Linked DNA regions of Homo sapiens: region 2 is linked to region 1. A link is a loop called in an ENCODE intact Hi-C map of the cell type or tissue named here. Cell type or tissue: dorsolateral prefrontal cortex. All regions are shown on one strand. Links, peaks and the distances in the headings refer to the core of each region. The heading gives the core; the rest is flanking DNA.

Evidence for each region. Hi-C counts contacts between places; a loop is a spot of excess contacts. Peaks named below come from ENCODE experiments on the same cell type or tissue, not always from the same donor. Only the 100,000 strongest peaks of a DNase experiment are listed, where the experiment ranks them.
Region 2: it touches region 1 in a loop (27-fold over the local background); 1 of 110 quality-filtered maps calls a loop at or near these places.

What each region holds. Positions count from the first base shown.
Region 1 is chr20:37,827,573-37,834,260 of GRCh38, reverse strand. The region is part of intron 11 of CTNNBL1 (catenin beta like 1); the gene reads right to left. Among named protein-coding and RNA genes, the nearest start is that of VSTM2L, 72 kb to the left of the region's middle. In dorsolateral prefrontal cortex, for the core only: no CTCF peak of the experiment used is centred there; no DNase peak of the experiment used is centred there.
Region 2 is chr20:37,731,555-37,738,242 of GRCh38, reverse strand. It overlaps CTNNBL1 (catenin beta like 1), which reads right to left. Exons shown (of 16, transcript NM_030877.5): 2 at 5,176-5,364; 3 at 759-865. Among named protein-coding and RNA genes, the nearest start is that of CTNNBL1, 41 kb to the right of the region's middle. In dorsolateral prefrontal cortex, for the core only: no CTCF peak of the experiment used is centred there; no DNase peak of the experiment used is centred there; H3K27ac peaks cover 2,932 bases.

The DNA.
Region 1 (6,688 bases), core at 816-5,815:
TTATATACCTCAACAAGATGGGGGAGGGAGGGCTGGGTGCTGGTGGCACAGAGAGGGTATCAGAAGCTGTAATTTTCAAAGAGAAAAATGTAATAAATAGAATAACCATCTTCTTTGGCAGCACATGACACTGGCATGCATTTCCACGGCTCACCACAGTCTGGAGCAAGGTATACCATGATCAACTGCAATGGTATACTAAGAATAAATGATATTTACCTATTTGGGATTTTAAGTGAAGGATAGGTTGCCAATTGATGCCTATGCCCTTCTACCTCTCTATCTGGATGCTGAGGCACGCCATAGGCTACTGGTGCCGGCCAGATAGGGAAACACTTCAGCCATCCCAAATTTACACATATATACACACACCGAGTTTCATTAGCTACTAATAAATGTAGCTTCCCTAAGAACAGATTTCAGCCCAAGGTGGTGTCAATTTTTCATGCACCAAGGAGACGGGGAGAGCTGCTGGCACAGGGAGCAGGCAAGATAACAGGTTTATCTGCTGGCCAACACTGCTCAGCTGCTCCGTCATTTCGACAGGATAAAATGGAGGTGAAGGATGGTTATGGAGCTGTCAATGCAGATGGGGTGGATGTGGTAGTTCCCACTGCAGAGAACAGCCTCTAAGGGAGGGCCCAGGAAGTGCAGAAAACACACATGCATGTACACACGCACACACACACACAGAAGCAACAAGGCTCCACCAAGGGGAAGGCCAGGCAAATCTACATTTTCAAATCACTAGGCAGAGAGGTAGGTAGCCTGGCATCTAGGTGGAGCGTTACAGAGCCAGGATTGAAATTGTGCCAGTGAGAGTCCCTGCCTGCTGGGCTCCCTGCTCAACAGTCAGACAACTAGCTGCCTCAGACAGACACTAACTACTGAAACCGCCTGGAGGGAGGCTCTGGCCCACCCTTCCCCCAGCTCAGCTCTCTTCAGGGCTTCTCAAGGATGATTAGCAAAGGGTTAGATGCCTGTTTCTATGTGAGAGGGCTAAAAGTTTGATTTTCCAGGGGGCAGTTCGAGTTTTATAATTTTCAGAGCTGGAAGGAGGGCTAGAAATCTCTGATCTGATTCTGGGGTTCTGAGTATGGAAACAATAGCCCTGAGAAGGAATGTGATTTGCCTCAGGTCCAAAGTACCTTTGTGGGCCACTGGAATCTAAATCTGCTTTTCCCTCCAAATCATGACAGACATTTGAGACTGATACACACGGAGGCATGCTACCCTCCCGAAACACATACACAAATGTAACATTTTCCATGGAGTTTCAGAGCATTCACATCTCTTAGTGATGGCTCTTTAGTTAAGAACGCTTGATCTAGTACACCCAAATCAGAGGTCTTTCCAGAACAGCACAGACTGTGGCAGTCACTCCAACCAGCCATTTATAGTGTGCACCATTTTTGTGAAGAATGGGATGGACTGGCATTTCTCATCCCTACTCTCAAAAAAAAAAAAAAAGTATGGTCCACATTCCAGCAGGTGTTTGGTTAACATTACCCATTCTCTATGAGGAGAGCTATTTATCCATAGATGGGCCTGCTTATGAGTAGGCCTATTATGGTTCCATTGCTGAAAAAGACACACAGGTACATGGAGAACACTAACTCCTGGGATCTGCTCCAGACATGCCAACAAGTGAATTAATTAACCTTATGTGGGGATTTAGGATCACAGGGACATGGATTCAAATCTTGTCTCTGGCACTCACTAGCTGGTTAAGCCACAAGCATGGAGCTTAGCCTCTGAGCCTCAGTCTTCTTATTTGTAAGCTGGGGCTGTCCCTCCCATCTATTAAACCCATTCTTTCAAATGAGGTATGTGTATAGTAGGCACTCAACAGACAGCAGTTTGAGATCTGTTGTACTGAAAAAGAGAATCACAAGGGATTCGCTCACCTACGCACCTGTCCTAGATCACCAGGTAACTCCTTCCATACTGCAACCTGATCACATGTCTGCCACTGAACATGTTTCAGTCAGCCCTGGTCATCCTGACTGGCTCCTGCTGAGAAAAACAGAAACCTAGATTGCTTGGCTCTCTCAGCTGGTAGGGCTATTTTCTCTAACTCAAGATTTGTTCTAACCCTAAAATGGAGCAAGGCCAACTTCGCTCAGACTCTCTAATCCCACAATAAATTAAAATAAAGTGCTTGTGTGTCGCTGGCTATAAAGCCAAATAATACAAGATTCTGGGAGACCTGCAGACAGTGCTAAGGTGGGTAGTGACTATTTACTAGTAAGTTGAAGGACACAGCACATCTAAGTAGAGATGGTCCTACCTTTTAATAAAAAGAAATGTACTTGGCCATGATAATCATTTGCCTTTTGGTCTTCCTGCAAGAACTGAAAATACAATGTGTGATCTGTAAAGAAATGAAGATTAGCTTCTCCTTCTAGAGTTTCATAATCTTATGATAATTATAGGGCATGAAGTGGTACGTCACCAGCCCTCCCTTTTCTCAAAATTCTGAGTACCAACTATGTGCCAGGCAATGTAGCAAGTACTAAGACGACAGTGATGAAAGCTAGCCCACTCTAGAGAAGCTCATCATTTTATGATTAACGCTAAGAAATAAACAACTACAGCTGGGTGCGGTCATTCATGACTGTAATCCCAGCACTTTGGGAGGCCGAGGCGGGCAGATCACAAGGTTAGGAGATCGAGACCACCCGGGCTAACATGGTAAAACCCCGTCACTACTAAAAAATACAAAAAATTAGCTGGGCGTGGTGGCGGGCACCTGTAGTCCCAGCTATTCAGGAGGCTGAGGCAGGAGAATGGCGTGAACCCAGGAGGTGGAGCTTACAGTGAGCCGAGATCGCACCACTGCACTCCAGTCTGGGTGTCAGAGCAGGACTCTATCTCAAAAAAAAAAAAAAAAGAAAAGAAAAAGAAAAAAGAAATAAACAATTACAATAGAGTACACAATTAACTGGCATGCATGGAAAATACTCAGCGCATATGTGAAGGACCCCTAATTCAGCTGGGGTAGGAAAGAGGAGGGCCTGAGTAGGAGTGGCTACACACTGGAAGTTAAGAGGTCAGAACTGAGACAGAAGAAAAACATTTTCCTCCAAGACTCTGGGAGAGATGCAGGGCTGGATGTATTACACTGGCAGGTGAATGGCTATGCGCTAGCAGCTTCATGTTTTCAGTGGTAAAGTTGGTGGACAGAAACCAGAATTTGGGGTTCTATGGGCACACTTAGTTTTTGAAGCCTAGAACTGGGCCACATTCTTGGAGTCAGGGATAAATGGAATACAGATGGTTCCTGATTTATGATGGCTTGACTTATTTTTTGTCTTTACGATGGTGCAAATGCAATATGCACTCAGTAGAAACCGTACATCAAGTACCCATGCAACCATTCTTTCACTTTCAGTACAATATTCAATATATTATGTGATACAGTCAACACTTTTTTAAAAAAATAAAATAGGTTTTGTGTTAAATGATTTTGCCCAGCTGTAGGCTAATGTAAGGGTTCTGTGCATGTTTAAGGTAGGTGAGGCTGAGCTATGATGTTTGGTAGGTTAGGTATGTTAAATGCATTTCTGACTTACCATATTTTCAACTCATGATGGGTTTTTTGGGACATAACCCCATGGTACGTTGAGGAGCATGAGTCCTATGTATATTAACAAGTCTCCCAAGGTGGAAGTGGGAGAATAGAAGGAAAAAAGTGACAAGGTGCACAGTAACAATCCCTAAATTTGACTTTCTCAACCTTCTGTACCAAGAGAGGTGCCTCCAGATTCTAGAGGGGTCCTGCTGGAACCTCTGTTGAAGTTTTAAAATGGCAGGGCAGGGGAAGGCTCCGTTCACCAGAAAGGAAAAGGAGGCCCTAGCAAGCGGAGCTGGGTCACAGGAGGAGGCTTTTAGGAATCTTTGGCACAGGACTCGTTCATTTACTGACAAAATAGGTATAAGAATCCTACAATGTGTTAAGATTCATGACAGAAAATGCTATGTGAGATGATGGATATGTTAATTTGCTTGATTGTGGTCATCGTTTTATAATATATACCATTCATATATCAAAACAAAAAGTGGTATACCTTAAATATACAAATTTTTCACATGTCAGTCTCAATAAAGCTGTTAAAATTTAAAAAAAAAATTACAGTTGGCTCACGCTTGTAATCCCAGCACTTTGGGAGGTCAAGGCTGGTTAGATTGCTTGAGCCTAGGAGTTTGAGACCAGCCTAGGCAACACAGTGAAACTCTGTCTCCTACTAAAAATACCAAAATTAGCTGGGCATGGTGGTACGCTCCTGTGATCCCAACTACTTGGGGGGCTAAAGTGGGAGGATCATGTGAGCCCAGGAGGTCAAGGCTGCAATGAGCCATGATCGCACTACTGCACTCCAGCCTGGGTGACAGGGCAAGACCCTGTCTCCTAAATAAATACATAAAATTACATTATAGAAAATGACAGCAAATGGGACAGGGGCAGAAACTAATGATGGAGAAAATGCTCTCCCAGCCAGAGGAGCTAAGAATGGTAGGAAAGGTAGCATCAGAGTTAAGACTTGAAGGACAGGTACAGGGAAGAGGGGGGAATGACAGCAAGAATATGCCAAGCGGACAGACCAACATGAAGTAAAGAATTAAATTAGAAAGCACAGGATACGGACAAAGAACTGGAAAGAGATCAATGTCGCAGGAGGGAAGGAAGGATGAAAAGTAATGAGGTTGGAAAGATGGGGTGCAGATCAGAGATAAATATGAACGTTGGACTATGAAAAGCAGACCCTCACCATCATCCCAATGGCCTGGCATTTACCTACTGGCCCAGCCTGGTTGGTCGCTCTGCCCACTCGGCTTCAGAACCTGCACCTGCCTTCCACAGCTCAAATGGTTAAGAAAGACACACATGGGTCAGCCAGAGTTCTATTCTTAGGATGGAGATGGTCCCTGCACTCCAACCATCAGGCCCATATCTTGGCAAGATCTTGCAGGGCCACTTTAAAATTCAAGGCCATGCTACAGAGCTGCCTTTGTTTCCACAGAACATCTAAGGCCATTAGCTCTTTTGTTTTAAGGAAATCAAACAGCAGTGTTCTTCTCTCACTTCCAAAATTACAGCCTGTGGTCTCTTTTATTGCTGAACCTTGCCACCCACCTGCCCCCTGCCCCCCAGATGGACAGACGTCCTGGTTTCTGATAAGACTCTAGATGCAAACAGGATGTTTAAAATACCCTAACTAGATCGATCTTGACTTCAGCAGTGGTGTGTTGGAATACAGATTAATCTGTTCCATGTCTGGCACTGGCAGCTGAAGTAGCAGGAGGCCCTGTCAAATCAAGCCATAACATTACACTCCTCTGCCTTTATTATTATTTTTTTCCCTTCTTACATTTCATTATAATGGACATCTGCCTAGCAGGGGATGTGGCAACCCAAGAAGAGTCACGCATGTGTGCTCAGCCACTCCGGCTGAATATTGATACCCTTCTCAAGACAGATGGATCTGTGTGAGCATCTATATATAGCCCCTTTTACACATACACGGGGTACATACATCCCTATTCTTCACAAACACTGAATAGTGCATAGGTGGCAGGCACTGGGCTAGGGGCCAGGAACTCCAAGAGGCCACATCGATTGCAAACCTACTATGTGCCTGTGTGTGCTTTACACATGTTATCTCATTTAATTCTCACAACAATCCTATGAAACACATTTTATTAGTCTCCCCATTTTACAGACAAGGAACTAGAGACTCAGTTGGCAAAAGAAATTTGCCTTCCAGGGTCTCACAGCTAGGAGGTGACCTAGTTAGTTCCACCATAATACAACTTGATTGTTTTCCTCAAGAGTTAAAATATACCCAATAGGCATATTTTTAAAAAAAAAAGCATTCAACCTCACTAGTAATGCAAGTAAAGTCATGAGATAGTTTCATGTGGTGAAGCTTTCAAACACCTAATGCTTGTAAGGATGTGCGGAGATGAGCTCTCGTTCTCTGCAACACATGTGAGAGCTTACTGTGTTGTACTGAAACTATCCTGTTACAGGAATCTCAATAGATGGTAAACTCAAAGGCCAGGCCCGCGTCTCAGTCGTATCTGTACCTTCAGTGTCTAGTCCTGTGCTGAGTTCAACGAATGCTGAATGTGATATCATAACAAACCACCGTGGTAAGTTAGCTTGAAGAGGTACGTATGTATAAAAAGGTGTAACTGACTCCCTGAGAGGGTCTGGATGAACCAAATCATGAAGAAACAGTATGGAATTTATCAGGGCAACAAAGGGGGAAACGCATTCCAGACCAAACACAAGAGATTTAGAGGCCCAGAGATATGAAGGAACATGGCATGGGGTGGGCTGCAGGGGATGGGCAATAAGGTGGAAGGTGAGGCAAGAGAAGCAAGAGGCCTGCACACTCAACTACAGAGTCTGGACTTTCTCCCACAGGCCCTGCATGATGGTTGATGGAGATAAGCTGCATGACCAGGTCTACGTTCCACAAAGACCATCCTGGAACAGCTGCAGGGATGTACACTGGAGGAGAAGCAGGCTCAGATCCAGATACTACAGAAGCACAGGCATCAAGCACAATCTCCTGCACCCGGGTATATCTAACAGTTAATTCTCCCCAAGCAACAACAGAAAGAGTTAATGATCTTCTGGAAAGAATCCTGATTTCCTTCTTTCTCAGGGGAAAAAGGG
Region 2 (6,688 bases), core at 1,165-6,164, 96 kb after region 1:
GAAGTAACTTATTCAAAGGGATGTGTGTATCACACCAATATCTGTCTAACTTCAGAGCCTCTGAAATGATCTCCACAGTAAAGCTATCACTAACGGCAGGCACGATCAGTCTTCTTTGGGCACTGAAAAGAATAATGCAGGAGAGTTAATATGTTAACTGCGGGGCTGATCTTGAAAAGGGCTAGCTTACAAGGCTGGCCCTAGGCTGGCAGCCAGGAATTTGGCTTTTGAAATGTTCCCTAAGTGATAAGGTTGCTGCTTTGTCAGCCCGGGGCACTGAACAGCTGCTTTCCTTCCAGGAGCCTACAATTTTGGTTGTTATTGTTATTACAGGCAGAGAATGCCTACATGACCAGTCCTCCATAAAAACCCTGAACTCAGAGTCTGAAATGGGCTTCCCTGGACAGCATCACTGCACACATGTTGATGCATTTCATTGCTGAAGAAAGAAGCATGTTTGTATAATCCCACCCACTGGGAAGGAGAAAACATAGGAAGCCTGTATCTGAATTTCTCCAGATGCCACCTGATGTGTCTTTTTCTCTTGCTGATCCTGTTGTGTGCCCTGTGTAATAAACCACAGCCCTGAGTATCACTGACTTTGAGTCCTGGGAGTCCTTCTAGTGAATTCCCAAACATGGGGGTCATCCTGGGATTCCTGGCCCAAATCACAAAAGCCAAAACAAACCAAAATCAAAACAAAATTAGCCAACGAAACGCCACAGAGGAGACATGGTATCAGTGGAACAGAACCTTACTTCTCTGGATTGTCTGGAAACTTAATCCGCAATTCTTGGTTTTTATATGATCTCTTTTCAAATGTGAGGATCATTTTCTTCACTGAGCTTTCATCCAATGGCTCCTCCTGGTACAAAGAGACAAATGCAAAAACTTCAGTCCACAGGGGTTTCACATTCATTGTCACTACTTTCCTGTGGCTCTTATACCCCACCTCACTCTGCCATTGACCTTTCTGGGTTCAATGTACAGTACACTTTTTTTGTTTTGTTTTGTTTTTTGAGATGGAGTCTTGCTCTGTCGCCCAGGCTGGAGTACAGTGGTATGATCTCAGCTCACTGCAATCTCTGCCTCTCAGGTTCAAGCGATTCTCCTGCCTCAGCTTACCGAGTAGCTGGGACTACAGGCACATGCCCCCATGCCCGGCTAATTTTTTTGTATTTTTAGTAGAGACAGGGTTTCTTCGTGTTAGCCAGGATGGTCTCGATCTCCTGACCTCGTGATCTGCCCACCTTGGCCTCCCAAAGTGCTGGGATTACAGGTGTGAGCCACTGTGCCCGGCCACAGTACACACTTTATCTCTCTAATTACAATGAGGAGTAAGGGCCTGTAATCACATGCTTCTTTTCGGGTATATCACATTGGGTGTCTCACACAATGCCCACTATCTGTAACACAGAAAATTCGGTTTGAGGTGTTAAAGACTGGGCACTTCAGCACTTCAGGAGTCCAAGGTGGGCAGATCACTTGAGGTCAGGAGTTCAAGACCAGCCTGGCCAACATGGCAAAACCCCATCTCTACTAAAAATACAGGCACATGCCTGTAGTCCCAGCTACTCGGGAGGTTGAGGCATGAGAATCACTTGAACCTGGGAAGCAGAGGTTGCAGTGAGCCGAGACTGTGCCGCTGCACTCCGGCCTGGGTGAGAGAGGGAGACTCTGTCTCAAAAAAAAAAGAAAAGTTGTTAAAGACTCACTCATTCAACAAATATTTCTTGAGCACACTGTATGGCAGAGAGTAAGCAACAATATTAGATAATATTATTATACATTTACCTTGTCATCCTTTGCTATACATGTAAGATAAGACTGACAGGTTTAAAAGAATTGTTTAAGGTCAAACTCTGAGTCAGTGACAGTGACCCTTAATCTTTTCCTACAGCAGAAGTTGGCAAACTGCAGCCCATGAGCCAAATCCAACCTACTGCCTGTTTTTCCACAGTGCGTAAACTAAGAACGGTTGTTAATTAGCTATAGTCACTGCTTAGCATTTCTTATATATTACTTTGCCTGGTACTTACTAGATGCTGAGAAGGAATTCAGACAGGTACTTTGAACCCTGAAGTAGCATCAAGAATTTAGTAACCTTGCCTAGAGAATGCAAAAAAAAGCTAGTAGACTGTACAGAATTTTCTGGCTTCATACATTGGAATAATACCTATGAAAGCAAATAAAATGAATATTTGAAAACTAAATCATTTTTTCTCCAAAAAATCTACACTGAAATTTCACACGTTTTATCTTCAGTTTCCTTCCAGTTTAAATTAATGTGCTGCAATGCACCCTGCTTCTCTTCATACTATCCCAACTCAAAGCTTCACAGCTTTGTAGTCATTGACCATAACTCACACCTAAAAGCAATAAAGAAACTGCTATTAAGAGAACCTGAAATAGATCCTTTTGGAAAGCACTGAATCATCCCATAATTTTATAAGTACTCAAAAATGTTAGCTATTATTCTATTATTAAATTTCTATTTCCACATATGGGGTTTTAAGTGGGAGCTACCCATAAATTCATTTTCAGCATGACACATTTATTAGATTATACCAATGACTCCTAGATCCCAAGGTTCTCTATTGAACCCCTACCTCCTCCCCAGGGTCTACAGCTTAAAGACAGGTTCCCTGACACAGTAAAAACAAGTCAGAGTCCTGGCTCAGTCAAGACTCAGAGCCTAGCTTCACTACTTACTAGCCATGGGACAATGTTACTTTGCTGAATATATTTCTCAAAGCTTCATCAAGTCCAGCTAATTCTATCTCCTAAGTCTTTCCTGAACTCATCCACTACACACTTAGAATAAAATCCCAAATCCCTCACATGATCTACGTAAGGATCTGGCAGGATCTGCCCAGATAATCTCTCCAACCCCAAACCAGTGCAAAGACTCCCATTGCTAGCCCATGTCTACTTGTTCTCTGGCATAAGTAGACTCTCCAGTGTCTGGCACACAGCAGGTACTCAGTGAAGATCTGAGGAATGGAGGAAGGGAGGAGGGGAGGGGAGGGGAAGGAAGGGGATGAATGAAATTGTTACCTGTTATCTCTCAAGGTCATAGAGATGACCTAAAGAAAGGATGTACATAAAACTACTTTGTAAACTACATGAATGCAAGCTGTTATGGTTATTATCAGCAACAGGCACAATGTACCCAACATACCACTAGAATTTAACTAAAATAATCAAAACATTTCTAGGAAAGGGTTAAATCACTTTCAAGTAAGCTCAATATCTGCTACTTTTTCTTTTCTTAGCTAACATCTTGCCCCACTCTGGAGAAAAACCACATTAGTGTTAACACAGCTCTCATGGGATTTCCGAAGTCCTAGCCTCTCCGGGGTTTGGCCTTCCCTCCTTTAATTTCTCTCCAACACTGGGGGAAAACTGAATTATCAGTCTTAGTCATCAGCCACAGCAGTATCTCCAATAGCTCAACGTCAGAAACCAGAGGGAGATTTCAGAAAGATGAATGCTGATGATGTAGCACAAAAAGGACAATAATATTTTACAAGTTCACGTGACTTTACAGGGGCAAACATCACTTGTTTTTCATCAAATGGGACTTCAGTGGCAGTGAGAAAATAACTCCTGGACTTGTAGCCTTCCATGTGTCATTTTTACAAAGCGATCTCTTTTTCCCTGTCCCTTAACAGACGGGTTGGTCCCACATTACATTTCTGTCTCCCAGGCTAGAAACCACTTACCCATGACAGCTACTATCCTAATCCTCCAGTACCAGCCTTGCCCTACATGGGAATTATACCTGCCAATTAACTGCTGCTGCAGGGCTAACAGATTGAGCAGAAGCTGGTGAGGAGGGAAGGGAGGGAGGATGTGCTACACACACTGTTTGTCTAAGCCCTGGCAAGGCTGCTGCCCTCAGAGAGGAAATTAAAAAATTCAGGACTGTCTCCCACCACGTATTTCTAAAGTGCCATCATCTTTTAGCGGGAGACCCCCAAATTAGCACTAGTACAAATCCTAATAAAGACAGAGCTATTGTCACAACACAGTAAAGACCTTTTTGGAATATGAATCCATTTTTTCTTCTTCTCAGATTCACAGCCAACCTCATTTTGTAATCCAAACTTAGCATCGTGTCTTTGAGAGAACCAAAAAACAGCTGGCTCTTAAGACTCTTATTTCCATAATTCATATTGAACAAAATGCCAGAGTGAAATAACACACAAGTTAACACTTAAAGATTTAAAAAGACACAGAGGTAAGGTCATTTTGTTTTTAATCACTGATATTTTACCTCTACTCTTCCCAGCTTCATTCATTTATTCATTCAATAAATATTTATTAAGGGCCTACCAAGAGCTAGGTATTGCTCTGGGTGCCAAAGATAGAGCTGTGAACAGAACAGAGCCAGTCTCTGTTTTCATGGGAGGCTGAGAGGAGGACAGCAATGAGCAAAATAAACAACTAGAATTTCAAATCATGATACGTGCTATGCAGACAATATACAAAATACAGTAATGAGGAAATGAGAGAATGGCTTGCAGGGCTACATAGGAAAGACTTCTTGGAGGAGGAAACATCTGAACTGAGACCTGAATGTGAAGAAACCAGTCATACAAAGCATTAAGGGAGACGAGCATTCCAACAGAGGACACAGAAGTCCAAAGGTCCAGAGGCAGGAATGAGTGGAAAGGCCCCAACGCATCTTGAGGAACAGCAAAGGGAAAGGCCCGAGGAATCTCCTTCCCTAAGCTGTACTTTTGCAGTCACACCTAAATACCTAATACTGTGGAACCCATTAAACTTCTCCACTTTTGTTGCTTTGCTAATACCATTTTCTCTGCCCAAAAAGCCCTTCCTTCCACTTGGTGAAATTTGACCCCTCTTTCAAAGATAATAATGCAAGTGCCTTCTATGTGTCCTCAGTAAGATCCAGGAAGCCTGCCCTGACCCTCCCCTACAGTACATAATATGGAACAATTTTAAAACTCTGTCACATTCTTTACATCTCATAAGATGCTTTCCCAACTGCACTAGCCCACTTAACCTTCACATTAACGCGATGAAATATGAATTCTTAACCCCATTTTACAGATGAAGATGGGAAGCTCAGACAAGCTTAGTATTTGGCCCAAAATTACGTTTTACAGGGCCAGCCATCTCAGCTCCCACCCAGCGCTGCCACGTTACCTCTTCCTCTTCCTCTTCCCCATCTCTGTCAATAATCTGCAGCAGCCTTTTTTTGTCATCATCCGCTTCCTCCACCACAGTCATTTCTTCTTCCCGATAGCGGCCGCGTTCTCGAGTACCAGTTTGTTTCCGACGCATCTTCTGCTCCTCCTCTTCATCATCCCGGGGACGTTTTGTGCCCCTATTGGGCTGAGAGAAAAGAAACATAAGATTTTAGAGCTGGATACAACATAGAAGCCAGGCGTGGTGGCTCATGCCTATAATCCCAGCACTTTGGGAGGCCAAGGCAGGCAGATCTCTTGAGCCCAGGAGTTTGAGACCAGCCTGAGGCAACATGGTAAAACCCTGACTCTACAAAAAATACAAAAAAAGACTTTGCAAGGCATAGACAGCAAATATCCTAAAAGCTTTCAAGAATTCTCTGACTCAAAAGCATCCAGCATACAACTTCTCCCACCACATGGGGTAAAGCTCTATGTGGTCATTTTTCAGATCCTTAATGATTCTATAAATATACCATGAAAGTCAGTGGGAATTTTTTTATACGCAGTTTTGCCATTTCACAAAAGTTCCTATGTATACGGAAATAGCAACAAAGCTATCTTAAGATGGGGACACTGGGTTAGGCTCACATACTAGTCAAGATATAACTCCCAATGCCAGCGTCTTAGCACCTGGTTTTAATTCACATCTACGTAAGATTACAAAGCCTTTTTTACAGTTACTCACAAATAGTACAAACATAAAATATTACATATGTAACTTCTGAATGTCTACTGTACTCCCAATTCTATTTTACAGAAGAGTTGAGTAAGGCCCAGAGCCTGGGCAAAGGACCTAAATAGACACTTCTCAAAAGAAGATGTACAAATGGCCAGAAGATATATGAAAAAAATGCTTACCATCACTAATCATCAGGGAAATGCAAAGAAAAATCACAATGAGTTATCATGTCACACCTATCAGAATGGCTATCATGAAAAAGACAGAAGATAAAGTGTTGTTGAGGGTGTAGAGAAAAGAGAACCCTGTGCACTGTTGATGGAAACACAAATTAATACAGCCATGATGGAAAACAGATGGAGGTTCCTCAAAAAATTAAAAATAGAATTATCATATGATCCAGCAATCCCACTTTTGGGTATGTAACCAACAGAATTGAATTCAGTATGCTGAGAAGATATCTGCCCTGTTCATTGTAGCATTATTCACAATAGCTAAGATATGGAAGCAACCTATGTGTCCGTCACTAGATGAATGGATAAAAAAAATGTATACATACACAATAGAATTCTACTCAGCCCTAAAAAGTGGGGAAATTCTGTCATTTGAGACAACCTGGATAAACCTGGAAGACATTAAGCAAAGTGAAATAAGCCAGGCACAGAAAGACAAATACCTCGTAATCTCACTTGTATGTGGAATCTAAAAAAGCTGAACTCATAGAAGTAGAGAGTAGAATGATCGTCACCAGAGGCTGGGGAGGAAGGGAGACGGAGGGAAATGTTGACTA